Regions from separate parts of the Homo sapiens genome. Here region 2 is linked to region 1. Evidence: read pairs that join two places in POLR2A ChIA-PET (ENCODE). Cell type or tissue: endothelial cell of umbilical vein. All regions are shown on one strand. Links, peaks and the distances in the headings refer to the core of each region. The heading gives the core; the rest is flanking DNA.

The links. ChIA-PET counts read pairs that join two places held together with the same protein. Peaks named below come from ENCODE experiments on the same cell type or tissue, not always from the same donor. Only the 100,000 strongest peaks of a DNase experiment are listed, where the experiment ranks them.
Region 2: POLR2A ChIA-PET joins it to region 1 with 5 read pairs; 3 of 35 experiments call an interaction of 5 or more read pairs at or near these places.

What each region holds. Positions count from the first base shown.
Region 1 is chr6:112,843,613-112,859,667 of GRCh38, forward strand. LOC107986634 (a long non-coding RNA gene) reads right to left here and starts at 3,208. Exons shown (of 6, transcript XR_001744303.1): 1 at 3,150-3,208. RefSeq lists an enhancer at 15,600-16,055. In endothelial cell of umbilical vein, for the core only: no CTCF peak of the experiment used is centred there; a DNase peak (open chromatin) is centred at 7,749.
Region 2 is chr6:113,860,295-113,876,349 of GRCh38, forward strand. It overlaps MARCKS (myristoylated alanine rich protein kinase C substrate), which reads left to right. Exons shown (of 2, transcript NM_002356.7): 2 at 1-3,181. The coding sequence ends at 285. It overlaps MROCKI (MARCKS cis regulating lncRNA promoter of cytokines and inflammation), which reads right to left and starts at 13,053. Exons shown (of 3, transcript NR_038863.2): 1 at 12,700-13,053; 2 at 10,375-10,440; 3 at 7,719-10,049. It overlaps LOC124901382 (a long non-coding RNA gene), which reads left to right and starts at 13,111. Exons shown (of 3, transcript XR_007059716.1): 1 at 13,111-13,529. In endothelial cell of umbilical vein, for the core only: no CTCF peak of the experiment used is centred there; no DNase peak of the experiment used is centred there; H3K4me3 peaks cover 1,402 bases; H3K27ac peaks cover 646 bases.

The DNA of each region.
Region 1 (16,055 bases), core at 2,866-10,865:
TCAACTGTGTAAAAGCATTACTTTTTCTCTGCGGCTTCTCCAGCAACTGTTGTTTCTTGACTTTTTAATAATAGCCCTTCTGACTGGTGGGAGATGGTATCTCATTGTGATTTTGATTTGCATTTCTCTAATGATCAGTGAAGTAGAGCTTTTTCTCATGTTTCTTGGCCACATAAATGTCTTCTTTGGAGAAGTGTCTGTTCATGTCTTATGTCCAGTTTTTAATGGTTTTTTTTTTTTCTTGCAAATTTGTTTAAGTTTTTGTAGACTATGGATATTAGACCTTTGTCACATGGATAGATTGCAGAATTTTTTTCCCATTCTGTAGGTTGTCTATTCACTCTGATGATAGTTTATTTTGCTGTGCAGAAGCTCTTTAGTTTAATTAGATCCCATTTGTCAATGTTTGCTTTTGTTGCAATTGCTTTTGGCATTTTCGTCATGAAATCTTTGCCTGCAAGGCACAATTTAACTCATAATAACCATACTACCCAAACTTTCCTGCAGTTACATGTAGTTATATAAATTATATTACTGAGTTCTAGCTAGTGGAATGTGAGTGTATGTAACACTTCCACACTTGATTCACAAAAATATCCCATGCTCTTTTTTCCATTTTGTTGGCTAGATACAGCAATGAGAATGGAGAGCCACAGATGGAAAGGACCTGGGTCTCTGACTGCCTTTTGAGGACGGCCACCTCTTAGAGACCAATACTTGCCTTAGTTAAATGAGCTGAACATAGATGTATTTTATATTGAGCCATTATGCTTTAAAAAAATTATGGACTTTCCAAATCCTAACTAAATACTTGGATTGACTTCAATTCTATCATTAACCAGATGTGTGAACTTGGGTGTTATTTAAACTTTCAAAGTCTGTATACTTTTCATAAGAAGAGATGCAATACCTATCATTCAACCAGTTATGCTGAGTCCCTATTAGGTATCAGGACCATGGTTCTGTACAATGAAAATAAAGATCCCTTTCCTCAGGTAACCTACATTCTTCTGAGGGAGATGAATGCTAAACATGTAATCAAATATATAAATATAGAATGTCTAGAATGTCCATAGAGATATAGACTAAAAAATGATCAAGATTTACATAGATTAACTGGGAGGGAGGCTCTAATAAGGTACAGTAGTCAAGAAGGCCTCTCAGGTATGGGAAGGGGCTGGATGTGAGACAAATGGTGAGCAAAAGCCATCCATGTAAAGGGTGCTCTAGGGACAAGCTTTGGCAAGTTGAAGGAATTAAACCAAAACTAGTGTGATTAAAGCAAATGATAAAATGTCTGGAGCATAGGAAATAAGAAAGAAGAGAAATATGAGATGAAGTCAAACTGTAGGCAGGATGTATGTTATATAGGCTTATAGCTCATTACAAGATTTTGGTTCTATTCTAAGAGATTGGCAAACCAATTGGAGCATTTTATGATCTGATTTTTATTTTTAAAAGATTACTCTGATAACCATGTTTTCACTGGATAATAGGAAAAGCATGGAAGCATTTACTAGGCATTTGGAGTAATCCAGGTGAGAAATAATGGTGACTTAGACTAGGATGGCAACAGAGGACACAGTGAAAAGTAGTTGGGTTGTCTTATAGCAAATAAATATGTATCTGGAATAATGATGATGATGATGAGAGCAATTGCAACAAAAATAACAGTAATAATAATAATACCTGGCAATGAATTTAGCCTTTACAATTGGCTTTTACTCTTCAGCTTTCCTTTTCAATTTCATGCACTATAAACATTTAAATCTTATCTTATTAATATCCTTTCCTGGATCAGTAATAAAGTTGTCAACTTCTAATTCAAGAGTGAACACTTTTATTTCCTATCCATTGATAGCCATTATAATGATGTTAAATGAATGAAAATGATCTAATCCTACAACCATAAGCATAATAGAAAGTGAGACATCAGCAGACACTTAAAATATCTCTGAAAGATGAAAAACAGATGAGTTGATGGAATCCAGAGGGGGCTGCAGGTAAAGGGGAAACTAGGCTGCCCCTGGCAATAATGCAAGTGACCCCAGATGATTGGAGTGAAAAGTGGGTCTGAAAGAGAAAGAATAATTAAGTTCCTATGTTTGTAATAATTCTCCATCTCTAATCCAGAAGCCAGGTATTAACTACCAAAGCAAATATATACAACTAAGTAAACAGCCAAAGGAAAATCAGTCTCAGAATAAATTTAGCTGCCTAGCAAGAAATGGGGCAACTAGTATATTCTGGCATTTAGAAAATTTTAAGCACAGTGACTGACACTCAGCTCTGTATCCTGTTTGGCAAAAGCAACCTGTCAATAAAACTCATTTATGAACAGAGTGGTATCAAGCAAATATTTTATTGTATCATTTTAAAATGTGAAAGAAAACAAAAGTAATGTAAGAAGTAGAAGGGCAATTTATTCTTAGAAAGATGTGTATGTGTGTGTGTGTATATATATATATATATATAAAATTCATAAAATAAAAGAGTAGCATTACTCACCAAATTAAGGATCAAGGGAAAAGAAATAATTACTAATTACAAAATTAGTAATTGAAAAATTGTTAGAAGATGAAGTCAAAGGAATTCCTCAAATATATATTAAAACACATAATCATAGGAAAAAGATAACAATGACAAGGTATTCATTTAAGACACTCAGCACTGAATTAGTTTTCTGAGAAGGGAGCATACATGAAATGGAGATAAAATTATTTTTAAAAAGTACAAGAATATTTCCAGAGCTATGGTAGATATGCTTAAACTAAAAGAGCTTGACAAATATTGAACAAAATGAGTAATACTTTAAAAAATTGAGCCAAAATTGAATACTTTGAAATATTGAACAAATATTGAACAAAATGAGTAATACTTAAGAAATGCTTTCTAGAGGTATCATTGTAAAATCTTAGAAAACAGGAGTGTTCCATTTATCTAGTGCTGTGTGGCAGACCACTTCAAGATTTCGAGACTTCATTAATATGTGAAACAGCTTGATGTAGCCATTCCACAATGTATACATATATCAAAACATCATGTGTGCATCATGTTGTGCACTAATAGATACAATTTTTGTTTGTCAGTGTAAAAACTAAATTTTAAAAAACATGGCTTCAAACAACAGCAACATTAATTTTACTCACACATCTGCAGGTGGGGCAAAGCTCAGCTCATCTCTGTTCTACTTCATGTCAGCTCTGGCAGCTCAAAGGCTGGGGTTAAAGTCTTTGGAAAGCTCACTCACTCGCATGCCTGGGCAACGGGAAAACTAAAAAACATCTGTGCTGAACAGCTGGGTTTCCTCAGGCATCTTTGTATCTCTATGTGGTCTCTCCATGTGATCCTTCCAGCATAGTGGCTTCGGGATAGTTAGACATCTTACATGTTAACTCAGGCCTCCTAAGGTACATATCCAGAGAGAAAGAGAGAGAGAGAGAGAAAGAGAGAGAAAGAGGCAGACAGAAACGCTACCATTTTTCTTTTCTAATACACATTTTGTCTTAGAATTAAGATTAACAGAAAAGTTAGAAAGATAGTACGGGGTCCCTACATACCCTGCATTCATTTACCCCATTGCTAACATCTTAAATTAATCCATTATATTCATCATAACTCCTCAACCAATATTGATATATTATTATTAAAGAAACACCATCATTTATTTAGATTGTATTCCTTTTTCTCTAACATCTTTTGACGATTACTGGTAGTATTTTGCAGAATGTCCTTCATCTTGAGTTCATCTGATATTTTTCTCATGTTAAGACCAGGGTTATGTTTGTGTAGAGAGGAAGACCACAGAGGTGAAGTGCCATTCCCAATATAATACAGCAAGAGAACTTATCTTCTCACTGATGATGTTAACCTTGTTCACCTCACTAAAGTATTGTTTTTCAGATTTCTCTGTTGTAAAGTTATTTTATTTCCCTCCTTTCTATACTATATTATGTGGACACAAGTCACTAAGCACAGCCCATATGTGAGGAAGAACTCATGCTCTGCTTCCCTGAGGGTGCAGTATCTACCTAAATTATTTGGCATTTTTCTCTATGGAAGATTTCTGTCTTCTCTCTCATTTAGTTTTCAATCGTAGTGGTACAGACTCACAGATATTTATTTTGTACTTTGGGTTATAATTCAATATCTTATTCATTTTGTTGCTCACATTGTTTCAGCTTTGACCATTAAGCATTTTTTCAGTTAGAAAGTGTTCCTTTGAATTACCGCCATTGTTTTGTTTTTTGAGCAATACCCTAAATTTTAGCACATCAACATACTCCAGGTTCATCTTGTACACTTTCCCTCCCAGCTCTAGAACCAAACATTTCTCAAAGGAGCCCTGCTTACTTTTATTGGAGAATGGAGTTAGAAACTGTCTGAACGCTGGAGTACTCATTGCTTTTAGGCTTTCTCAGCAAATGGAGCAAGGAAATATATGTATGCATACTAACACGTGTATTATATATACATATGTATATATATACACACATATATATAATTTTGCTTTTATATATCTATCAATATCTATATTAAGCTAGACACAAGTCCCTACAAATATCTCTGATTCTAGTCTGGTACCTTATGCTTCATTCCAGCCTTTCCTCCTTGCTTCTCTGTAACTGCTAACTCCAACAGAAAAAACCTGGCTTCTACCACCTGCCATCTATTTACTTATTGTTCAATTCTAGTATATATGTGCAGAATTTCAGAATTCTTAACCTGTACTCCCATGACAAACAACTTTAGCAGCAACAATCCAATGCTTATGTATAGTTTCCTGGTCTTTATTCTTCCAGTTTTCAGTCATTTCCAAAGTTATTTAGCTGAATACTTATTTTCTCCACCCTTTTCAGTGAGATTATATCACACGTTTGTAATACAGTTAGATTATTTTGACACAGTCTGCATTCTATCCTGGGATCTCCTGTATTCCTGGTTGATTTTTTTTTAAATTCATCTATTAAGCTTTATTCTTAGTCCTTGAAGTCCTATGGATTTTGAGAAAAGGAGGGGTCAAACAGTATCATTTTGATTCATTCCTTAGTCATAAAAACATCTTCAGTTCTTCAACTCATCTTAGTCAACATTCTCCCTTCCCAAAGGCGCTGGTGCCATTGATAGATTTTCATCTCTATGGTTTTCCCTTTTCCAGAGTATCATTTCAATGCAATCATATGGTATGCAGCCTCACAGGACTGATTTTTTTTTCACTTGGGAATATGTACTTACGATTCATCCATGTTGTTGTATGGATTAATTAATAGCTTATTTGATTTGATCATGAAACAACATTCCAAAGTATAAATCTGTACTTTTTGTCCATTATCCTGCTGAAAGACATTTTGGCTATTTCTGTTTTTTGACATCTATCACTTTTTAACCAACCTTGAAAGTCACACAGCATCACTTAGGTTACATTAAATTCATTAGGAGCAAGTCACGAACATCAGCCCATATTCAAGTGGAGAGAAATTAAACCCAACCTTTTGTAGGATGAGCATCAAAGTGTTTGTGGTCATATCTTAAGACCACCTCAAAAGGATAAAGAAAAATATCCTGACTGTCTTCAGGGATTCTTCAACTCTCCAAACTCAGTTCATGAGTGTTGGAATAATTATCTATTGCTATGTAACAAATTATCACAAACTCTGCTTCTTAAAATACTATTCATTTATTATCTCACAGTTCTGTGGGTGGGACATCTGGAACAGGGTAGGTTCTTTGCTCAGGATATCACAAGGCTAAAATCAAGGTGTCGGTAGAACTAAGTTTTTGTTTGAAGGCCATAGGGGAGAATCCCCTTCCAAACTCATTTAAATTTTTTGTTTGTTTGTTTTGTTGTTTGTTTTTTTCCAAGCTAGATTTGTTTATTTGTGCTTATAAGACTGAGGTCCCTGTTTTCTTATTGGCTGTCAGCTGTCAGCAGGGGATAGCTCTCAGCCCCTAGAGGATGCCCCTCCTCACTGGCCCTTCACAATGTAGCTGTTTGCTTTTTCCTAGGTCAGCAGGAACACGTGTCTCTGACTTCTTGCTCTGCTTCTTTCGTATCTGAAATCAAAATCTAGATGTAAGGGGCTCATGATGAAGCCAAGTCCACCCAGATAATTTCCCTTTCTTAATGTCAGTTGTGCCATATAACATAATCTAATCGCAGAACTGACAGCCATCACCCTCATTGTACTGGGGATTATTCAAAGTCTATACACCAGGACCTGAGGATCTTGGGGGTCATCTTAGAATAATATCTACCACAATCATGGATTATACTTAAAGTAAATGGCATACCTTTGACCAGCTATTGGAATGTCACAAAGGAGAATTTATTTGCATATGCTTTCTTGAGTGGCAGAGTAGAAATCTCATTGAAGTAGATATTGAAGTATGTATTTACTGAAGTATGTATGGGGCATTATGCACACAATAATAATGTAAAAAAGTATTGGTTTTTAACTTTTAGGTTCAATTCACAGATGAATTATGAAGTTTTGTCATAATAATGGAGTAGAATTTAAATGTCATCAATCTTGACAATACAAAAGTCAAACTATGGCTCATGCAAGTTGGTGCGTGGAAGAAGTATGAGAAGTAAAGAAATGATTATGGGTATTGATATACTTATCTAGCAATAAAGGGATGGTATATACTGTCTAAAATTGAAAAACAAACAAAAACTTAAAAAAACAGAAGTTTAAATGAGAGGTTAGCAAAATTTTTCCTTTAGAAGGCCAGATAGTAAATACTGTAGGCTTCGCAAGTGATACGGTTTCTGTTGCAACTACTCAGGCCAGGCATTGTGGTATGAAATTATCCATACAGAACCCTAAACAGATGGATAAGGCAGTGTTTCAATAAAACTCTATTTACAAGAACTGGCAGCAAGCTGGATTTTGCCTACAGGCCATGGTTTGTCAATCCTTGGTTTAAAGAATATTCTTTAAAGACATAAAAAGTAAAGTAGTGCTGTAACTTTATTAAGAAGAGGTGAGGATGAAGCAGATTTTTAAGTAAGCTAAATCTTTACAGCCACAGCATAATAAGCAATAAATGATGGCTAAAGTTAAAACATCAAGAAGTGGTACTATGAACAATCATTTAGAGAAAATTGAGGCAATTAATTTAAACACTGAAATCACAGATTATTGCTTCCAGGGAGTGTGTTTGCAGTGGGGAGAGATGGGGTAGGAACTACTGCTTGTAAGCATAAACTACTTTGTACTATGAGAACTTAAATATTTACATATTACCTTGATGACAATTTTAAAGAATAAACTATTGAATAAAACAAATTTGTAGACAGAGCCTCCATTTACTAAATTGATTGACCCATTATCGGTTTTGATTACTATTATTATTAAAATCTAATTATTCCGAAGAATATATTATTTCTTATTATTTATAAGGCTACAGCAAGAGTTTTTATAAATTCCACGGTAAAATTTAGAGATTGTATGTAACTATATTGATAGAATTTCCTTGATGACCAGATTTTGCCTTATTTTTTTATAAAAGACTAGTAGACAATGATATGACATTAGTAAATTTATGCAGTTTTCTAAGAACTAAACAACCATTCTGTGAATACAACTTTGCAGGAAAAAAACAGTATTTATTTCAATTTTATGGTGAAAATTTCTGTTTGTCCATTATTAAGATTTATGGTGATTTTCCTGTTCTGTATGTTCTTTAGATATTCTTGGCAGTGGTTCAGCTATCTCATATGTGAATCTCCTTAAGACTACAGTAATTTTCCATGACACCATTTGTTCTAGTCAGAGATAACGTTTTAGCCCAACAGCCTGTACTTTATAATATTCTTATCTTTAAGGACTTCCATTCCACATTACTAATGCTTATTTTCTATTTTTTAATGCAAATGCTATTTTTCTTTATATAAGAAGTGAAATACAAATGAGACAAGTAGTTTCATTTTTCCTTTGGTATTTGTTATTATGATTCGCTGTAGGCAACAAATCAATATTGTATTTGTTGCACATCCAAACATATGAAACATGAATTCCACAAAACTTTTTATTGAGTTATAGGGTACCCCACTGATTTGTAATCAAAAGAAAATGCCAGTGTGTTTTCTGAGCATTGCATTATTTTCATAAAATTATAGGCAATGTGTTACTATCCATTGGAGAGTATTTTATTAAAAACTATTAATAATAAAATCAGCACATCATCAAATTAACAATTTTTATGGGTACTATTAATTTGGTTAACTCTCAGATTGTTCTTTCTATGACCATATGATTATGAGAAATGAAAACATAATAAAAATACTCATGGAAATTAGAAAACTGGTTCAAATTAACCTATTACAGTTTTGTTTTTACAAGTGTTTTCACTATTTAAAGAAATATAATATGTCACTTATTTTGAGCAAACTCAAACAAATGTTAATCTTAAAATGAAAAATGAAAAAGCACTCTCTCTTAAGATTATCAGTCTAAACTATACCTAAGTGTAGCAACCAGAAAATTTCCTAATTATTTGACTTGAAGTGTCTAGTAATATTTATAACAATATTTGTAATAAAACTAACATATATGTCCTACTTACCACTTGTCAGGAACTATACTAAGTGCTTTATATATACAGCATTTCCTTTAATTCTCTCAACACTCTACAAATATGTGTTATCCCCTTTTAAATACAGCAGAAAACTTGGGTCTGAGGTATTAAACATTGTGCCTTGCAGGATAAACATTTGAACAAAAGTTAAGCTCAGCAGAGGCTGAATTTGAATTAAGAAATTTAAATTCAGTTCTCACTTCATAAATTTTTCTGTGAATAAAGAGATAGAGGAACAGAGAGGAAAGATAAAACCCTGAAATATGTTCATACCCAAAAAAGGGGAAGGAGGGAAAGTAGGCAACCTGTAAAGCTTTAGATAAAAAAAAAAAGAGATGCCCGTTAGAGTTTCATCAGCTGAAAGTATAAATGCCCTAAGTTGGGAAAATATTTCTGTTCTTTTAACTGATATTATTTGACTATCATGAAAGGAGAACCAGGAGAAATTTGGAAAGAGGAATTTGAAGCCGTGTTCTTTTAAAGAGTTAGAGATTAGAGACAAGACAGCAATGACAGTGATGAAAATGGTTGACAAGAAAGGGTTAGGTGAAACAAGAGAGACGTGCAGGATTGGAAGCGATAGCTTTATCATACACAGATGGTTCTGAATTGATAGGCATATAGGCTATCCTAGATACAGGATGAAATAATGACGGAACTCTTCCTGGTATGGGAGTGAAGGGGATGTGTTTAATTTGGAGCTTAAAAGCTATCAAAACCATATACATTGTAGAAAAAAAGTTGAAATCCTGAAAACCATTTAACCATGTTTTAAGATTTTGTCATATATTGTATCCATACCCTCCAACAAAGGTACACACACACACATGCTTCTAGATCTGCATTATTTCTCTCTGTGATAGCACCACCATGTACCCTGTTAACCTCATGTATGAACCTAGCGGTCATTTCATACTCGCTTTTCTATTCTACTCACATCTGTGCAATCAACAAGCCCTTTCAATTCAACCTTCTAAACATCTCTATTCTCCTGCTCTTGATAACTATAATGGCCTCAATGTAACTCACCCTGTGCATAATCTTTCCACTCCTACAACTCCCCAACCCATTCTCTGCACTGCCTCCCAGCTGATATTTTTAAAGCACGCATACCCACTTACACACAGTGATTATAAGGTATCTATGTTCACAGCTCTGCAAGAATTACTTATGTCAGTGGGAGCAGTCGTTTGAAATGCAAGGTTGTTCAAACATCATTTCCAGCCTCAATGCATACCACCACCACCCTTTGCCCCCAGCAAAATTGAGCTAACTTTATTTGCTTAAACATGTCTTGCTCCCTCCTACCTTTACACTGGCTGCTCCATTTGCTTAGAATATTCCTTCTCACCTATGCATGGACTAGTCCACTTGGAAACCTTCTGAAAGTTATAATCACTTCTCCAGTCTTAAAACTTTGACTCCAAGGCAGGCTTATATGCTTGTCCTCCATGCTGTCTCCAAGTGCTCTGGACATGTCTTTACTCCTGCAGTTATACTGGGCTATAATTTGTTTTCTTATGTGTCTCCTTTTCCTACTTACACCTTAATCTTAAAAGTTGGACTAGCTCTTTAAATTTTATAATTCCTATGTCTAGTATAGTTCCTGGGACACAATAGTTTTATAAACAGTTGTGAATAATAGACGAATTAAAGTAGTTTATTTTTAATTAAAATTTCTTTCCTCTAGTGAAGACCTCCAGCTATTACACTAAGTTCATGACACTTTTTTGTTTGTACATATATGGAGGAATATTAGACTGTTTTCTATTTCAAATTTATTTGAAAATATTTGTAATCAAAATGATTGGATTTACTTTCATCCAGAACTTGAAATAAAACACGCTTTGCAAAATAATTTTTTATCTTTCTTCTCACAATCACATAAAATCCTATAGAGAAATATAAACAGAATCTGTACTTGATGTTAATTCTGTGAGATTGGAATTAACAGGCAGTGCTGAAAGGATGATTCTTCATAGCACAGGCATCTTTTCTAAAGTAAAAGTATTTGGGGCTACAAAGAACTCATGTCCTCATGCTGCCTACAACAATGTTTTAATATTGGAGGAAATATTTCCAGTACACCACCTTATTAATTTTTAAACAGAAGAAAATTTCTTTCAATACTTTATAACAAATCAATATCAGCTGATCTGTCAAGCTTATCATCATGTGAATAGTATAAGAATATATACCCTAAAGTAGTTTTAGTCTATACAGAGTATTGTTTTGCAATAGGAAAAACAAATTGCTACCAAAGGGTTTACAGAAACTGAAACAATCATGAAAAAATTTACTCAATTTAACAACTGTTCAATTCAACTACTGGTGACTGCACACTTATTAAATACTCAATTTTTTTAAAAAAAGAAAAGTATATGACACATCCATACTCTGGGTACTTATTTTGCAACTTAGAAAATTGAAGTGTAATACTAAATACATGAAGTAAATGAGACGAGGATATGAGGGCAGAATAGTTTAATTTTTAATATATTCTGTTAAAGTTTTCATACGTTAGATGATCCCTATCACCATGATTGTGTTTTGCGTCTGACACAACAGACAATGGAATTCTTGGTGGCCAAAGAGTGAAGATGAGTAGAGTTAGAGTGCTCCATTTCTCAAGGGAGCAGGGACCTCGCTTCTACCCAGAGAAATCTAGTGATAAATTTCTTTTTATTTTAATATAACTGGTTGAGCTGATTGGAGTGGGGAGGTGGAGGGAGCAGATGTTATGGTGGGAGGGGTCTGTGAAAGAGGGAAAAAAATAAATCCCTAAAAGCAGAAGATGAGTGGTTCCTAAAAATATATTGTTATTAAAATGTTTGTTTGAAATTTTTCCTCTTCCGCCTTCTAAAAGAAAACATAGAAAGGAACATAAGGTTAGAGTTTAAAATATGCATCCATATGAGCAATGCCTCTAAAGATATTTGTGTTACTGAGTTATAAATCATAGGAATCATCTGTGAACTGTATAAAAAGTGGAGTTTCCAAGGCAGGTTTGGAAGGGTTTTATAGAAAAAGCAAGGGACCTACCTTTAAGAAAATGGGTAGTCTAAAACTTACTCTACACATCATTCATAATCTAAAAATTTCAAAACACTAAAAGAATATTTGTCTGAGGGAGTCTAAATATGAAAACTAAACTCTTAATTATTAATTTAATTTGCATTTTGTTAGTAAGATGCTGTAGTGATAATAAATTTGCAATCCCTCTGTACATAACATTCATTGATTTATGAATGCCTCTATAATTATTTAAAGGTGTTTCTAATACAAAATAATTACAACATAATAAATGAAAATGTGGTACTTTTGAATCTAAATTTTGTATGTCAGAAAAACAATTACTTATCAATCATTTCACCTAGAATAAAATAAAGTTATGACTTTCTAAAATTAAATATGATGAGCCAGAAAAGCTTAATTTCACTTCATTCATGGATTTATCTCATATTCCTTAACGAAATGTAATATGAATTAATTTGCCATTTTGTCATTAAATCTAGGTGGCACTACCAGTTAATGTACTAAGTGAGAACCATTGTTGTTATTAACAATACTTGTAAAATAAAGTACTATAAATATAACAAAGCGGTTACTGGAGATATGCCAAAGCTGGCACTGCAGATCAATTGATCACCCTAACTTTTGTGGATTCAGGTTGTTCGCCGCAGTACCAGGACACTGCAGTCATCTCCCAACTGCCCACAAAATGAAAATAGCTGGCATGCATATGGAGATTTTTTAATTGCAAAGAAAGTCTGATAGTGGATCCTAGAATAACCACACTTCCTTTGTGCTCCCCCACTTCTGTCCAAATCTGAAAAAGACCTCCATATGCTTTAAATATTATAGCCTGACACATACACCTATGCAATGAAAACTTACTCTGAGCTTCCTTATCACCTCCCTCCAAGTAGATTACCTTATATCAGAAATTACATGGAACGCATGGAATGTCTTTGCAAAAATGTATCCCACAAACTTCACAGACAGGAAGAAGCCAATGTGAAATCTACTATTTAATTCTGGTGGCTTAAATTAGCTATTTATTCACTAAGCATTTTTTCTTTCAGTCCAGACAAATAGTGAAACTATATCTGCCAACCTCCCTTGCTATTAAGTGTGGTCATGTGGCCGAGTTTTGGCCAGAGAAATATAGCAGACATGGTATATACCCTGTAAAGCCTTCCTGTTATCATGTACTCTCTTTCTTCTCACATCTGACAGCTGGATGTTGATGGCCAGTACTGTTCTGGAGTCTCATGTTAACTTCTGTTAAAAAAAAAAAAAAAAACTAGTCTACAGTATGTAATCTAGTTAACAGATAAGGGCTATGAGGAGACTAAGGCTTATTATGGTCAAGTGTCCTGCACAATTAAACTAGAAGCTTCCAATTTTGTATAATAGTGAATTCCACTGCCCTATAATTATTCCTGTTTTACAGCTGGGAAAAACTGACAAGGTCACAGATGCCCCTTTCACCTTTTCTAATGATTGATATTAATGGCTTCTTCAAATTATGAGTATGTTCAAGACCATGTGCTTCTCTTCTTTGGAATTTGATGAGATTCGTTCATTCAACAAATTTTTTTGAATACCCATTATGTACCAAGTATTGTTCTAGATTCTTGGGAAACACAGTGAAAAAATACAGGTAAAGAATCTTGCCTTATAGAGTAAGTTTCTATGCTGTAAATACCTGATGTAGAGAGAATTGATTAATTACAGTGCAATTAATTAAGCAAACATTTTTAAGCCACTGGTAGTCTTGCATTTCTGCAGCACATTCAGGGAGGACCTTTGATGTTTAAAATAAACACTAGACGCTGTGAAAATATGAAATGCCAAGTCTAACCTCAAGAATGGTCTCCATGGACAGATAAGCCAGAGATGCACACAATTTCTATCAGACATCTTTAAGTACCACTTTACATCCTCTCAGCATGACCTCTTTCTGGACCTTCATCCACCTTTGATTGCCAATTGCCATGAAGTCGGCCAGCTTTGAATGGGCTCAGACTAATCTCTTATGGACAGAACCTGACAGTGCTTGGGTACTGTCCTCACTGCTCCCTTTCACCTCCCATCCTTGAGCTTTCCTGTTAGTGCTAAACTTCAAGCTGCAGAGAGAATGACTCAAATGCAATTGAGAAGAAAGAGGGCATTAGCACATCATAGAACAAACTTTTGACCAGTGGAAGACAGCAGCCAGCATATAATTATTTCTCGGTTCTGCACTCTGCACAGAGTCCTGAGATGCACCATTTATATGGGCTCTATGAGGATGATTCCTCAAGAAAAACCAATTAGTTGTACTTGATAACAAGCAGTACCCATGTCAGGAATTCACTCTCTTGAGTTTAATTTCTTCTCTTTCCCTATATCTTCCTCCCTTTTCTCCTTACCTCTGCTTCTTTATGATTATCTGATCTGGTTAACTATTAGCATACACAATTTTGCCCCCGTCTCTGCTTTCTAGGAACACTTATTACACATGGCAAAATGTGGCAGTGATCACAAGAGATTTGTGAATGATGTGATATGAGGGTATACAAAAATAGATCTGTTTCTCGGTGTGGTTTCTAGGTATGTCAGGAAAGTCAAGGAGAAGGTGGGTTTTTAGGATTTATTTTAAAATATTAATATATTCCTGACAGATGAAGAAGGATACAATTGGCATTCAAGTTTGAATAATGTTGCAAATGTGTGTGTGAAGGTAATTAATTGTGGGATGTGACCACAAACAGTAAACGGGGAGAAGGTTCTTTAGAAGAAAGTGGAAGTTAAGGCTAACATTGAAGATGGTGAATACTATAGACACACAATGCTAAAAATAACACACACTTCTTTCAGGTTACCATGTTTGATGCCAAGTCAATAGGAAGCCAGAGCCTCATGAAGGGGACAGAGAAAGAGACTGGACAGTGGTTGAGAAGCATCTTCTCAAATTGTATCTTGCATAAAATTTTTCTGTACAAAATTCTGGGTTCCGTCCTTTGAGATTGTGATTCAGGTCTGGAGAGGGGCCTTGGGTCTTCATTTCTACTAAATTTCTAGATGCTGCTGCTATATCTATTAGGCAACCACATTTTGAATAGCACTGGTTTAGAAAATGTCTGTCCTTTCTACATATCAGTCCTAGAGGTGGCTTGGAACTCTGTGTTTTTCAAATTGGAATATTCCCTCTTTAGCCATCCTTTAAGTGCTTTCTGAGTACATGTGCACTTTACATAAGTTAAGACATTTATTTAAAGCAATGTATACAGCATCTAATTTGTGCACAGCTCTATGGTTGATGCTGACAGAGAAACATTGCCAGCTAAGCCTGAGAGATTAACTTTTCTAATTATCTCAACACTAACCCACATTCTACAGAGGAGATTGGGTTTCTGCTGCAATAGGACACAGAAATGAAAATTTTAATGGGCTGGAAGCATCCAGAGGGACATGAAAAAGGAAGATTTAGAGAGATAAGATGTCAAACATGGTCTCATCTTCCTGTTGTAATTTTCCTGACTCTCTGCCACTGGGTATTATTTAGCCAAGGAGGTGATCAGTCTTTGAGTAGGTTTCAAATACAAAGAAGAAGCAGAATGTAGTGTATGTAATCTCAAATTTGCCCATTGATTTCACAGATTCCTAGGTCCGTTTCTGAGTGCCGCACTTCACTTCAGGAGGGAACAAGACAGAATAAAACAAGCATGTAATATGAGGTACCATGAAGAGAACTGGGATACTTATTGTGAAAAGTAGATTCATTGTGCTAATGGGTGTTGACTATGACAAATATTATTTTCTAAAAGGCTGCCATATGAGATACTAGAAGCTAGAAACAAAAGAAAAGAAGGGTAATGTATGGAAGTTAAAATGAAACAAACTGGATCAATCTTTATAAAATTTGTCCACAGGAAATGTGCTGCTTGGTGAGAAAGAAAGTTTGATCGTTACTGGAGCTGTTCAAGGTGAGTCAAGTTAGCTGACTTCTAGTTGGAAATACATTTTATAATGGTTTAGAAAATCCTTTGCCAATAATTCCAAGTTGATAGAAAAAAAATGACTTTTCTTTTTTGTAATTGCATATTTGCACAAATTCCAGAAGACCTGAATTCATAGGTGAAAATTTCATTTTGTTCATAGTACTAAAAACCATATAGATGAGTGATTTAAAACATAATATGGGAACAAAAAAGCCATCCTCTGGTCAGGGCACTGGGTCTGCATTAAACACAGCAGGGCCCTGGTGAACATTTAAAGCCCTCAGTGGGAAGTGATTATCTTTCTACTCTCTAGGTTTGCCTGAAATTACCCAGTCTTGTCCATGCTGAGTCCTGAGTGTTAAGGGAAATTAATTGATGGTTTAATAAGTGAGAAATGAAAAGAGAGTTATATTCTGCTGTGCTAAATTTTAAATAGAGTTTCATTTTCTTGTAGTGTCCATTAACTTATATTCACCTAGAATG
Region 2 (16,055 bases), core at 1-8,000, 1.0 Mb after region 1:
CCCCAGGAGGCCGCTGTCGCGCCAGAGAAGCCGCCCGCCAGCGACGAGACCAAGGCCGCCGAGGAGCCCAGCAAGGTGGAGGAGAAAAAGGCCGAGGAGGCCGGGGCCAGCGCCGCCGCCTGCGAGGCCCCCTCCGCCGCCGGGCCCGGCGCGCCCCCGGAGCAGGAGGCAGCCCCCGCGGAGGAGCCCGCGGCCGCCGCAGCCTCGTCAGCCTGCGCAGCCCCCTCACAGGAGGCCCAGCCCGAGTGCAGTCCAGAAGCCCCCCCAGCGGAGGCGGCAGAGTAAAAGAGCAAGCTTTTGTGAGATAATCGAAGAACTTTTCTCCCCCGTTTGTTTGTTGGAGTGGTGCCAGGTACTGGTTTTGGAGAACTTGTCTACAACCAGGGATTGATTTTAAAGATGTCTTTTTTTATTTTACTTTTTTTTAAGCACCAAATTTTGTTGTTTTTTTTTTTTCTCCCCTCCCCACAGATCCCATCTCAAATCATTCTGTTAACCACCATTCCAACAGGTCGAGGAGAGCTTAAACACCTTCTTCCTCTGCCTTGTTTCTCTTTTATTTTTTATTTTTTCGCATCAGTATTAATGTTTTTGCATACTTTGCATCTTTATTCAAAAGTGTAAACTTTCTTTGTCAATCTATGGACATGCCCATATATGAAGGAGATGGGTGGGTCAAAAAGGGATATCAAATGAAGTGATGGGGTCACAATGGGGAAATTGAAGTGGTGCATAACATTGCCAAAATAGTGTGCCACTAGAAATGGTGTAAAGGCTGTCTTTTTTTTTTTTTTAAAAGAAAAGTTATTACCATGTATTTTGTGAGGCAGGTTTACAACACTACAAGTCTTGAGTTAAGAAGGAAAGAGGAAAAAAGAAAAAACACCAATACCCAGATTTAAAAAAAAAAAAACGATCATAGTCTTAGGAGTTCATTTAAACCATAGGAACTTTTCACTTATCTCATGTTAGCTGTACCAGTCAGTGATTAAGTAGAACTACAAGTTGTATAGGCTTTATTGTTTATTGCTGGTTTATGACCTTAATAAAGTGTAATTATGTATTACCAGCAGGGTGTTTTTAACTGTGACTATTGTATAAAAACAAATCTTGATATCCAGAAGCACATGAAGTTTGCAACTTTCCACCCTGCCCATTTTTGTAAAACTGCAGTCATCTTGGACCTTTTAAAACACAAATTTTAAACTCAACCAAGCTGTGATAAGTGGAATGGTTACTGTTTATACTGTGGTATGTTTTTGATTACAGCAGATAATGCTTTCTTTTCCAGTCGTCTTTGAGAATAAAGGAAAAAAAATCTTCAGATGCAATGGTTTTGTGTAGCATCTTGTCTATCATGTTTTGTAAATACTGGAGAAGCTTTGACCAATTTGACTTAGAGATGGAATGTAACTTTGCTTACAAAAATTGCTATTAAACTCCTGCTTAAGGTGTTCTAATTTTCTGTGAGCACACTAAAAGCGAAAAATAAATGTGAATAAAATGTACAAATTTGTTGTGTTTTTTTATGTTCTAATAATACTGAGACTTCTAGGTCTTAGGTTAATTTTTAGGAAGATCTTGCATGCCATCAGGAGTAAATTTTATTGTGGTTCTTAATCTGAAGTTTTCAAGCTCTGAAATTCATAATCCGCAGTGTCAGATTACGTAGAGGAAGATCTTACAACATTTCCATGTCAAATCTGTTACCATTTATTGGCATTTAGTTTTCATTTAAGAATTGAACATAATTATTTTTATTGTAGCTATATAGCATGTCAGATTAAATCATTTACAACAAAAGGGGTGTGAACCTAAGACTATTTAAATGTCTTATGAGAAAATTTCATAAAGCCATTCTCTTGTCATTCAGGTCCAGAAACAAATTTTAAACTGAGTGAGAGTCTATAGAATCCATACTGCAGATGGGTCATGAAATGTGACCAAATGTGTTTCAAAAATTGATGGTGTATTACCTGCTATTGTAATTGCTTAGTGCTTGGCTAATTTCCAAATTATTGCATAATATGTTCTACCTTAAGAAAACAGGTTTATGTAACAAAGTAATGGTGTTGAATGGATGATGTCAGTTCATGGGCCTTTAGCATAGTTTTAAGCATCCTTTTTTTTTTTTTTTTTTGAAAGTGTGTTAGCATCTTGTTACTCAAAGGATAAGACAGACAATAATACTTCACTGAATCTTAATAATCTTTACTAGTTTACCTCCTCTGCTCTTTGCCACCCGATAACTGGATATCTTTTCCTTCAAAGGACCCTAAACTGATTGAAATTTAAGATATGTATCAAAAACATTATTTCATTTAATGCACATCTGTTTTGCTGTTTTTGAGCAGTGTGCAGTTTAGGGTTCATGATAAATCATTGAACCACATGTGTAACAACTGAATGCCAAATCTTAAACTCATTAGAAAAATAACAAATTAGGTTTTGACACGCATTCTTAATTGGAATAATGGATCAAAAATAGTGGTTCATGACCTTACCAAACACCCTTGCTACTAATAAAATCAAATAACACTTAGAAGGGTATGTATTTTTAGTTAGGGTTTCTTGATCTTGGAGGATGTTTGAAAGTTAAAAATTGAATTTGGTAACCAAAGGACTGATTTATGGGTCTTTCCTATCTTAACCAACGTTTTCTTAGTTACCTAGATGGCCAAGTACAGTGCCTGGTATGTAGTAAGACTCAGTAAAAAAGTGGATTTTTAAAAATAACTCCCAAAGTGAATAGTCAAAAATCCTGTTAGCAAACTGTTATATATTGCTAAGTTTGTTCTTTTAACAGCTGGAATTTATTAAGATGCATTATTTTGATTTTATTCACTGCCTAAAACACTTTGGGTGGTATTGATGGAGTTGGTGGATTTTCCTCCAAGTGATTAAATGAAATTTGACGTATCTTTTCATCCAAAGTTTTGTACATCATGTTTTCTAACGGAAAAAAATGTTAATATGGCTTTTTTGTATTACTAAAAATAGCTTTGAGATTAAGGAAAAATAAATAACTCTTGTACAGTTCAGTATTGTCTATTAAATCTGTATTGGCAGTATGTATAATGGCATTTGCTGTGGTTACAAAATACTTCCTCTGGGTTATAATAATCATTTGATCCAATTCCTATTGCTTGTAAAATAAAGTTTTACCAGTTGATATAATCAAGCCTGCTAAAATAGGATTTTTTTTTACAAATTTTATTTTAAAATGCAAATATTTTTAGAGAAAATTTTTAAATCTTAAGTGTTAAAGGTAAGCATTCAGTTTAAGAGATTTAAATGATATGCTTGGCATTATATTTAACAAATAAAATTATATCCATTGAAGGTGAGTTGTATGCCCCCAAGCCAATTAAAAATTTTAACGATAGAACTTGATAACATATTTGAGAAACAATGCAATTTTTTTATCATATGAATATAAACAATATATCTTTTCAATTAAAGTTAAGGATTTGGGGTAAGGTACTTTTCACAGCCATATATATATATATATATATATATATATATATATATATATGTTTATTTATTTACTTATAGGCAGGTGTCTTACTATGTTGCTCAGGCTGGTCTTGAACTCTGGGCTCAAACGATCCTCCTGCCTCGGCCTCCCAAAGTTCTAGGATTACAGGCATGAGCCACCACACATCCCTGGACATGCAGTCATATTTTTTAGATAGATCCTTGACTAGCAGTTGGTAGGGGAGTATAGTTTAATGTAGCCTCAGTCAAGTTTGAAAATTTTTAAAAGTAAGTAAGAGATCTATTAGATTTTAACTTCCCTTTAATCATTCACTGCATATTGAGCATTTTTTTCCCCTCTCCACATCCTATGAAAGTAGAGTGTGCCACACAGGAATTTTAAAATGCTTTTAATCTGTAAATGTTCCAGTCCCCCCTGTTGGGGATTCAAGTTCCAGCACTCTTTTTAAATTATACTCAAGAATGCTATTCTGAAAATGGAAAATAAATACTTTTAAAAGATTAGGTGTCAATTTCAACAACTTTAGGATTTCCTATATGTTTTCAATATTTTAAAAGTATTCAATAGATATACTTGGGTGTAGTTGACTAAAACTGATGAGATTATCTTTTTTTCTATTTTACCTTTAGTAACATGCCAATCACTAATGAATTATAAAAAGCAATCTTTTCAGTGTTACTTGTTTACATATGTTCTTCATTTAAGTTGTAGGTAGGTGAAACAGATCAATTTTTTGTCTGGAATTTATTCAACCCAAAAGGTTCTCTGAAATTTCTCTTTCAGAGACATATGGAAATCACTCCTTATTTATAGTTATGGCTCATATTTAAGAAAAAATGATAATACATAGTTTGATCTCTTGCCTAATACTTTGAGTGATAATGACTTACTGTAAGCCATACCTTTTCTCAAAAGATGAGGATTTGGCATCATTTAGAAAAACTGTCTTCTGGATAATAGGCATTTCTTGTTAAATTCTAAAAATACTTTGAATCTTAAAAGCATCAACTAAATTAATGAATAAACCTTTCAAGACCACTGTAAGGGAAGCCCCATATTTAGATATATAAGTTGTATTTCATTCTTAAGAAAGAAAATTCTTTATAGATTGGTGTTGAAAATGTAAATGAAACATTTTTTTAAATTTTTGCTTATGAGACTTGAAATTTGAATGTTCAAAAATAAACTGTGTAACTCTTTATAGAATTCTGGGGTAATTATGGTCTCAAACTCCACATTACAAAGTTAACAACCATCCAGTATCAAAATAGGAGCTTTTTTTTTTTTTTTTTTTGAGACAGGGTCTCACTCTTGCCCAGGCTGGAGTGCAGTTCACTGCAACCTCCTGGGTTCAAGCAATTCTTGTGCCTCAGCCTCCCAAATAGCTGGGATTACAGGCATGCACCACCATTCCCAGCTAATTTTTGTGTTCTACGTAGAGACGGGGTTTTGCCATGTTGGCCAGGCTGGTCTCGAACTTCCAGCCTAAGCAGGCCTACCTCTGCCTCCCAAAATTCTGGGATTAGAGGCGTGAGCCACCGCGCCAAGACAAAATAGCATTCTTTATAAGCATTTTGTTTCAGGTCCTTGATAGAGGCTAAATGAAGTTAAATACACAGCTAAGTGGCATAGTATGCCCTTGGAAATACAAGAAGGGAAAAAAAGTAAACCTTTTATAGTAATCAATTTAAATCTAAAGAATTTCATTTACAGACTGTAATGTTGAGAAAGCTAAATTAATGTTTGCATTGATTCTTTATAATGCTTACTAATGTGCAGTGTTGAAGTGCATTCAAGGAACAAGATATTCAGCAATCCACTTCTATAGTATTTTGCTTTCTCTGTAACAGGGTACTCTCCCTCTCCCCTTTTTCCTCCATCTCAATCCTCCAAATGGGTAATCCAATTACCCCAAAATGCTGCAAAAGTACTGCTTGAGGAAATGTTTGGAAGGATACTTCAACTATAAAAATAATTATTCTGAGATTCTATGTTGACTTAATAAGGATAATTTTACAGGAGACAATCAAAATTAAGGATGTGAAAAAGAGATCTAATTACAAGGAGTCTTGATAAAAACTTGACTCTCCAAAAACCTTTTTTTTCCTATTTCAGTGCCTTAAAATTATTTTAAAAACAGACATTTTCATTATTTGATTTCTTGGCAATTCTTAAAGATTACTTTGATGATTGTGGAAACTATCATTCAGGGATATAGATGATAAGCCAAAATGCAAAGTTTTTAATCCTGTAGGTTTCGAGCCACTGTTGTGCTGCCAAATAAGTATACTCATTTGATAAGCATTTAAATCTACCTAATTAAACCTGTATGGATTAATTGTACTAAAATGAAAATCTGGGTAAGATACAACTGAGCCTGCCAAGAAATACAAGCAGTGGATGTTAATCATATTTTATGTTCCTGAAAAAGTAAAAAATTACTGATGCTGAAATACTCCTAACTACAATTCCTCCTCTCAGCATCAACTTTTAAGCAAAATGAAGTATTTATCTTTGTCACAAAATTTAGCAGCTGCAAATATGTAAGTATTGCAAAAATTTCTAGAAATCTGTATTAAGCCCAGTTCTAGTGTTTTGGTAAAATTGGGGCATAAGACTTTTTCTAGTGTTGTTTATAAATGAAATATGAGAGTATCTTTTTTACATTATTTATTTATTTATTTTTGAAATAGAGTCTCACTCTATCGCCCAGGCCGGAGTGCAGTGGTGCAATCATGGCTCACTGCTGCCTCGACCTCTGAGACTCAAGTGATCCTCCCACCTCAGCCTCCAAAGTAGCTGCGATTACAGGCGTGTACCACCATACCCAGCCAATTTTTTTTATTTTTTTGTAGAGATGGGGTCTTGAACTCCTGGACTCAAGTGATCCTCCCACACTGGCCTCCCAAAGTGTTGAGATTACAGGTGTAAGCCACTGCGGCAGCCTGAGAATATCTAGTACCACTGGTAAAGGAAAAATGAGAGTATCTTTGTCAATTGCTATTATTATAGCTTCTCTTTTTCCTTGGAAATGGTAAAAGGCAACAGAACTATCCATCACTTAGGATTTCAATAAATATAACAAATTTCAGTGACATTTTTTCAGTTAGCATTACATGTTGTCTGCCTGAGAAGTAGGCACATGTTCTTCAGGTTTGAAATGTGAATTAAGGACTGCATATAGCGCTAGAATTCTGCACCTAGGTTATTAAATGTGTGGTGCAAAAAGGAAAGGGATTATTGGGGAGAGTTATAAATTGGAAGTCAAAGAAAGTCTTTGAAGCGAATCTTAGGTCAAATGACAGGTACCTGTACTTTTGAAAAGTGCCATCCAATAGAAATATAAAGTGAGCACATAATTTTAAAGTTATTTACTAGCCATATTTTTTAAGGAAGAAGGAACAGCTGAAATTAACTTTAATAATCTAATTTAGTATATCCAAACTATCATTTCAACATGTAATCAATACAAAAACTAGTAACGAGATATCTTTCTTTTTTTCTTGCTAAGTCTTTGAAATCCAGTGTAATGTATACTTACAACACATCTCAGTTTGGATCAGCCACATTTCAAGTGTTTACTAGTTCATGTGTGACTACCATATTGGAGAAAATAGAACTATAGAATTAGTCTGAAAGTGAAGGAGTGGTTAGGATTGTTTGGCTGTGGACTTTGCAAAGTATAGCATGGTGATTAATGCCAGGAGCTTACAAAGTTTAGCTTTTGAGCCAATATTGAAGGTAACCATTTTAAGCAGTTTATATGGCATTGATATCACAAATAAACAGAGCAAGATTCTGAATGGACTTGTTATGAACTGAATTATGTCCCTGCAAATTCCCACTAATGCCTTAACCCCCAGTACCTCAGAATGTGACTGTATTTGGAAAGAGAACTTTAAAGGTGATTAAGTTAAAATCAGGCCATTAGAGTGGTCCATGATCTAATCTGATTGGTGTCCTTATAATAAGAATAAGAAATTTGGGCATGAACCCATGGCCAAGATTGCCTTGTCTGTACTTCCACTCAGTCCCCAACCCCAACACCAGACTCTTGGATAATTTGGAAGCAAATTTCAGATTATAAATCTTTTCTTCTGTAACTATTTTAGGAAGTATTTTTAGAAGATAAAGACTCAACAAAACCCACAATACCATTAGCACACCTGCAAAAATGAAAACTTTCTTGTCATCATTAAATATCCAGCCAACACACAAATTTCTCCAATAATCTTATTACTTTTTCACACTTTGTTGATTAAAATCTGAATCCAAATAACATTCTGTGATGGTTAATTTTATGTGTCAACTTGACTGGGTTAAGGGATAGCCAGATAGCTGGTAAAACATTTCTGGGTGGGTCTGTGAGAGAATTTTCAGAAGAGACTAGCATTTGAAGCAGTAAACTGAGTACAGAAGAACCACCCTCATCAATATGGACAGGCATCATCCAATCTGTTAAGGGTTCCAATAGAATAAAAAGAGAAGGGCAAATTCTCTCCCTCTTGGGGCTGGGACATCCATCTTCTCCTGACTTCATTGAGCTTTCAGACTCCAAGATTACACCAATGGCCCCAGTTTCTCTGGCCTTCGGACTCAGACTGAATTACAACATTGGCTTCCTTGGTTGTACAGCTTGCAGATGGGATGTTGTGGAACTTCTCACCCTCCATAATCATGTGAGCTGGCTTCCATAACAAATTCCCTCTTATATACCCATATATATCCTCTTGGTTCTGTTTCTCTGGAGAACGCTAATACACATCCATAAATTGCATCTGGTAAGCATATCTCCGAAGTGTCTTTAACCATGTCTTTATTTTTCCCTTGCAATTTATTTCTGCAAGAAACTAAATTGTTTGTTCTATAGTTTCCATGGTATGAATTTTGCTTGATTGTACCTCATGCTGTAGTTTAGTACATTCCTTTGTCTTTTCTGTGTCTCTTGTGTTTTATATAAATTGATGAATAGATCTAGAGGCTTGATCAGATTCAGGTTCAAAAGATGAAATCATAGATAATTGTGTATATTTCAACCAGGAGGCACATAATATTTAGTTGTTTCTTTTCTGTGTTCTATTCAAAGCCATTGCTTTTTGCTTAGATTCATTAATTAAATCAGGATTGCCACATCTTGTTATTGTAATTATCATTCCTTTCTCATTTATCTACTGAGTTACTTTTTTTTTTAACTGCTCCTTGTGGAGCAGGGCTACCCATAGGCAGTGTGCCCACAATAGCTGATGCTCAGTTACTGTTTTAAATTTTTTCTTTCTTTTTAAAGACAGGGTCTAGATATGTTGCACAGGCTGGTCTCAAACTTCTGGGCTCAAGTGATCTGCCCATCACGGCCTCCCAAAGTGCTGGGATTACAGGCATGAGCCACCACGCCTGGCCTCTTCAGTTACTTTTATAAAGAGGAACTTTCTTTCATTATCACCCATTTGGTTGTTCAAAGTACAATTTTTTATGGAAAGACAGAAAAAATGTTTGCTTCTTTCCCTTTAATTACTGATTTTCAGAATAGTTAGTTAATTCTCTAGTATTCTCCAAAGGTGACTGATATGGTTTTGCTGTGTCCCCACCCAAATCTCATCTTGAATTCTCATATATTATGTGAGGGACTGGTGGAAGGTAATTGAATCATGGGGGAAGGTCTTTCCCGTGCTGATAGTAGATAAGTGTCACGAGATCTGATGGTTTTAAAAAAGGAGTTCCCCAGCACAAGCTCTTTTCCCTTGTCTGCTATCATGTGAGATGTGCCTTTCGCCTTCCACCATGATTGTGAGGCTTCCCCAGCCACACGTGGAACTGTAAGTCCAATTAAACATTTCTTTTGTAAATTGCCCAGTCATGGGTATGTCTTTATCAACAGCATGAAAACAGACTTAATACAGTGACCAATGATTTTATTTGTTTGCTTAGTATCATTATTGACTCAGATTTAAACTTATTTTACGTAAGCAATATGTGATGCTCAAAATGATCCAAAGTAGATTGTCTTTTAAAGTTAGTAATAGGACTCAATAAGTAAAATCAGTTTAAATTTATGGAGATGCTACTTCGGAATTTGCTAAAAGGTAAATGAAACTCAATATTTACTCAAATAAAATGGATTTACTTATAAGTGCTGTCATACGCCTAAATTTTAGTTGGGGTATCATGCTGAGAAGCCTTTCATTGTACACAATTTCAAAGAAATGAGAGTCATGGCAACTTTTTCTTACCTTCGAATTACTGCATTGTAGTTACATTTAAGTGTCATCAAACATTGATCAACATAACACGTTACTCCATGTACTAAGAAAAATGTTTAGAAATTTACTAACATAAGGAGACTCAGCCATCAGCAGTCACTGGAGACGTATATGTTGGCACTTGGTGAAGCAGTACACTAAATAGAACATGTTGGTCAATAGGCAATACTAATTAACTTAGCAAAATATTAAAACTTTTATCATAGAATATAGATCAAGAAATTGGCAATTTTTAAGGAAAAAATATACTCACTGCGGAGCCCAAAGTGTCCTTTGGCAGGATTACTTCACAGCTTTATATAAAAAAAGAATTTTTGAGGATGTTAGATTTAAGTGACCACGGGGTAACATTTCTTTCTAAGTAAATCACCAACTAGAGCTATTTATTTTAGTGTATTTGAGAAACTGGGAGCCATTGGATGAGGCAATAGATCATCTAAAATAGGTAACATTTGAATAGAATTAAGGACTTCTGGTGAGATTATAATGAAAAAGAAGCCTATAGATTAAGGTCAGATTATACAATATTAATTATTAACTGGAAAAACAATTATGTTAACAATGCCATTTTCCTCCAGTGTCTGAGGTACTATCTAGCTAGTTCATTACTTGGCTTACCATATACAATGAATGTCTTTTTTTCCTTTTCTCATTTGCTTCCTGATATTTTGAAAGCATGAGTTACTGCCGGGAAACAAGGGATACAGAAAAGACAGAGAAATGTATTAAGTGACAGTAGAAGACAGAGGAATGTATTAAATTACAGCAACTGCATATGTTTAAAAATTTTCAGAACATTTTAAATGAGAATTTTTATGTTAATTTAAAAAATTAGTTGCTATATAGCTTCTAATTTAAAATTTTCACATGGTCTAGAAGCAAAATTTACTAGAACTCCAGTGATGAGTTTATTTAAAACAAACAAAAAATATACCAATACTAGTTTATTTTCCAAACTATAGTGAGAAGTTGTTATTCATATATCTGGATTTGAATTATACATTTTTCAGCATTCTTACCACAGCACAAAGATTTTTTTCATGCTTAGTAATGTTTAGTGAACAGGAAGGACTTAATATAACAATCAGTAAGAAAGAATTCTAGCTTTCTAGCTGTAGTATTATCATATGAAAAAGATTTTTTTTTCCTTGAGACAGAGTCTTACTTGCTCTGTCACCCAGGCTGTAGTGCAGTGGTGCCATCTCAGCCCACTGCAACCTCCACCTCCTGGGTTCAAGTGATTCTCGTGCCTCGGCCTCCCAAGTAGCTGGGATTACAGGTGTGCATCACCATGCCAGGCTAATTTTTTTTTTTATTTTTAGTAGAGACAAGTTCTCACCATGTTGGAAAGGCTGGTCTTGAACTCCTGACCTCAAGTGATCTGCCTGCCTCAGTCTCCCAAAGTGCTGGGATTACAGGCATGAGCCACCATGCCGGGCTTGAAAAATATTTTCTGTAAAGCATTTCTACCATAACTTCTTGAGACTTAAAACAGAGAAAAACATATTCATTGAGAAAATGCAGTTTTGATTTTTTATTGTTTAGATCAAGAATACGAACATTGAAACCAATTACTCATAAAGGGTGCTTCCTCTAGACCTTCTTATTGTCCTGAATTCCTATTTCATTAGCAAAAGTACATTTACATGAAATATATATATATATATATATATATATATTTCATATATATGAATCTGGCATAAATATGGATGCATACTTCCCATTATTAAAATTAGAATTCTTTAAACAAAACAAAATTTTCCTCTATTTTCAATTCTTGTCACTTCTGCCATTTGCTGCTTGAAGTCCTTAAAAAATATTATGTCTTCTGAATGCTTTCTAAGACTATAGAGAATATTGGTTGAATGAGGTTTAGAGTTGGCTAAAGGAGGGCTTTTTTGACCAGAAGTTGATTCTCTGAAGTTTTTTGTGTGTCTTTAACTTGTTTTTTTCCACTGATTAATCTTTCATAGTATGTAGTTATAATGGTAACCATCACGTACATCTGACCTACAATAAAGAAGAAAATGGACAGAAAAAAGATTATTAACTTTTCTTCCTTTTTTGTTCTTCTGTAGGTCTCATTCCTGTCAGTTAGACTTGAGGTCATGCTATTTCCTGTTGGGGTCACGAGGATGAATTAGTGATTAGACACTTAGGTGCTGGACTCAAAGGGACCTGGCTCCATCACATGCAAACTTTTTGTAAAAGAAGGTACATTGTTTTATAATGTGCGTTTTTGGTTGAATATTAAACTAAAACTTGAGAGCAATCTAGCTCAGGTAGACACTGGTGTCCTGAAATCATTTGCAATACATTTAAACTAAGATATACTAGATAAAGATATTAAAACAAAAGAAAAGGTTTAGATTTTATTCCATATTTCATTTATATTTTTACCAAACACCTATTGAATATCTAATATGTTCTAGGGAATGGACTTGGATCTAGAAACTTAAGAGTGAATGTGCAAATGCCTAGAATCTGTTCTGGTAAGAAATTCACTTCAGTAAAAAACAATACTAATATTATCAATAATAATCCATAATGTGATTTTTTAAAGCCAACTCATTTAATCTATTATATCTATATAATAGATTAGATTATAATCTAGACTGTATAATCTATAGTCTAGATTATAGACATTTAATAAAAACAAATTGAATTTTGTAAAAAAAGTACTTAATATACCTAGTAAAGTTTTATATGCCAAGTTTGTATTTTAATAATATTTTTATTTTAATAAATATCAGGAAGAAATAAACATAAAACATAGGAAGTGCATGTTCAGGTTATCTATTGTCATATTACAAACCACCTGAAAACTCAGTCGTATAAAACAACAATTATTTTTAAATTTTTGAACAGCTTTATATATAATTGACATATAATAAACTGCACATTTTAAAGTGCACACTTTGATAAGCATACATAGGTACACACCTGTGAAACCATCGCCAAAATCAAGATCATGACCGTATCCACAAATTTCATGATTCTGTAGGTCAAGGATTAGAGCAGCCATAAGCAGAGAGTTTGTCCCTGATACACGATGTTTTTGGCCACAGCTGTAGTTGTTTGGATAGCTGGGGGCTCCTGGGATGGCTAGAGTGGGATCATATGCCTGGAGTCTTCATTCTTCTCCATTGGATGTTTGCTGGGATGAGAAGGTCCAAGATAGTCCTTTGATAATGTGTCGTGGTGCCTGGGCTGGGATGGCTGAAACACAGGAGACCTAGCAGAAATTCTCTATACTCACCGCCATCTCCGGATAGTCAGACTTCTCACTCGGCAGCTGGCTTCCCCCAGGTCCGAAGTTCAAGAGACTTTCAAAAGACAGGAAGTGAAAGCTGCCAGTCTCTTTCAGCCTGAGCCCGAGACACTGGCACAGTTTTACTTCCACTATGCTTTATTGGTCAAAGCAGTCTCTGAGCCCACCCAGATTCTGGGAAAGAAGGACATTGACACCACCTCTTGATGAGATAATGTCAAAGAATTTTGACCATCTTTAAAGCACCACAACGCATGTTGGATATTCTATATTCCTGAGTGAAAGAAGACTTCAATTTGGTCACATGAACAAACTATTTCTGTGTTTTACAAGGGCAATAGTAGGGAAAGGAGGTGGTAGTAATATCAGAATTTCCATCAACTCTTCTGTCTTCGTTGCTGTTTATCAAGTAATGTTCTTCAAACAAACTGGAGTTGCTATGCCTTGATATGGTATAAATGAGTGTGTTTTGGATACAAATACACATGGTAAAGGTAATATGGTAAATACCATTGTTTATTTATATTATTTATATTATATTTATATTGTTTATTTATATTAATGGTATACTTTAGCCAAGTAAGTTTTTATCAAGATTCCAAAATATTATTGAGACATAATCAATTCAGTAAAAAACTATTTGAGATGGACACATCGGATTCTAGTGATGTTACTCCCCCAGGGTCTTACCCTATTGGGAATCTATTGTATAACTCACATATAACTGTACCTTTGGCCAGGCGTGTTGGCTCACGCCTGTAATCCCAGCACTTTGAGAGGCTGAGGTGGGTGGATCAATGGGTCAGGAGATCAAGACCATCCTGGCCAACATGGTGAAATCCCATCTTTACAAAAATTAGCTGGGTGTGGTGGCACACGCCTGTAATCCCAGCTACTCGGAAGGCTGAAGCAGGAGAATCGCTTGAACCCAGGAGGTGGAGATTACAGTGAGCCAAGATCGTGCCATTGCACTCCAGCCTGGTGACAGAACAAGACTTTGTCTAAAAAACAAACAAACAACTGTACCTTTATAAAAATTCCATCTTTTAAAAGTCTATAAATGGATCTGTTACATTTTAACAAACTACTAGAGGTAATTTCAAATAGATCACTTCAAATTTTCTGAATAAATATAATCTGTTGTGAGGATAGCATCTTGAAGAAATGTTATCAAGCCGTGGTAAAAATATATCTTTCCTTATATGTTCAACCACCATGTGAAATGTGTGAATCTAGCATAAAATGCAGTAAAAAAAAATTTTTTTTAAGTCAGTGAAATAAACTAAGTAAATTTTTCAAGAGAATGTTTTTATTGTGATCTTTTGAGTAGCACAAGGGAAACACAAAGTATAAATACGGTTTTTATACATGGAAAGGGGACACGTGACTCATTTAAGAGGAGCTAAATAATTATTAACAATTGTTTGTATTATTTAAATATTTGTTCAATGGCAGTGGCTACTACTTGTAAAGAAAGAGATACCCCATATCATCCTTTTGGATTCCACTTAACCATAAATAGTCATCTTGGTGGCCCAGTGGCCCTTGTTTCATAAATTTCTCACTGTACCACCATCCTAAAACATCTCTTCTGGCTAAAGCACACAGGAATGCAAAGAAGGAAGATAGACTCTTTATGAGTGCACATGTCCTTGCATACCTGTATTTCTATATCAGGGAGATCACAAAGAACCATTAAAAATGTAAGCCATTTGGAACACTAGAGCTAGAGGAGTGGCCAGATGGTAAAGATCTTGATCATATAGTACATCTGAAGGTGATGTATAGGGGCAGGAAGTATCTGCCACAGAACAGAGTTTAAGGCAGCGACATTCCTTGGGAGAGAAGTGGCAGCACTAAAAACAAGCAGTGAAAGCACCACATTTCCTTTGTTTTGGGTATCTTATACCTTTGGTTACTGAATGCTAAAGTCAAATCTCACGTCTGTTTCTTTAAGAAGCTCATGTCAAGATTTTTATTATTATTTTTTATTTTTTACAAGGTTATATCATTTCCATGGAGTTGGGGGATCACGTAACCAAGGTGAAAAGCAATTAAAATTAATTATTGTGATAGAGGTTAAGCTAGGTTAAAATACCTACCCAACCATCAACATTCCAGACTTCTAATGGAGATCTGTGTGTGCAGGGTGGTAAATAAGGGTTTGGCGTGTGGGGTATTAATTAATTAGCATCAGAAGAGAGAGAAGTCACACATGGTAGACAGTAAATATAGCTGGAGAAAAAAGACTCAAAAATATTTCTGTATTGCTGAGCCTTAAGTTCTAGAGTTTCAAACATGCTTGTTCAAAATGTAGCTTCTTTGTTCGTGGTCAACAAATTCCTCCCAGATGATGTCAGAAAGAGTGCCTTTATCTTTGGAACCCAGTGCAGGCCTAAAGTTTATTTCATATGGTATCAATACTTACTGAGAGTGTTTTATATATGATCCATTGTGCTAGGTTTTCAGGACACAGCCATGAAAAAGACAGGTTTCCTGCCCTTGAGAAGCACACAGGCAATAGGCAAGATTTTAAACATAATTAAATATAACAGAAAATGACCTAAAAAAGGAAATTCATATCTCAGAGAAGATTTAAGTGTTAAAAGATACAACAAAATTTAAATGTGAAGAAAAAGTGTTAGAAGAATCCAAGGCAGAATTTCTAACTATCAAAGTAGTTAAAATTTTGATAAATTTGACAACATAAAAGTAAAAAGTTATGCATGGCAAATAATACTCTAAGTAAAGCCAAAAGAAAAATGACAAACTGAGAAAAAATGTTTGCCACTCATAAATCAATGATTAAACTCCCTAAAGAGTTTTTATAAATCAATTTTTTAAAAAACCAACATCCCAGTAGAACCCAAGCAAAGAACATAGACTATTTAGAAAAAAGAAAATACAAATGGCTCTTAAATATATTAAAATATGATCAATGTTATTTTAAAAATGGAAATACAAATTAAAATTATACCATTTTCTACCAATTAGATTAGCAAAAATCAGAAAGTTTAATAACATAGTA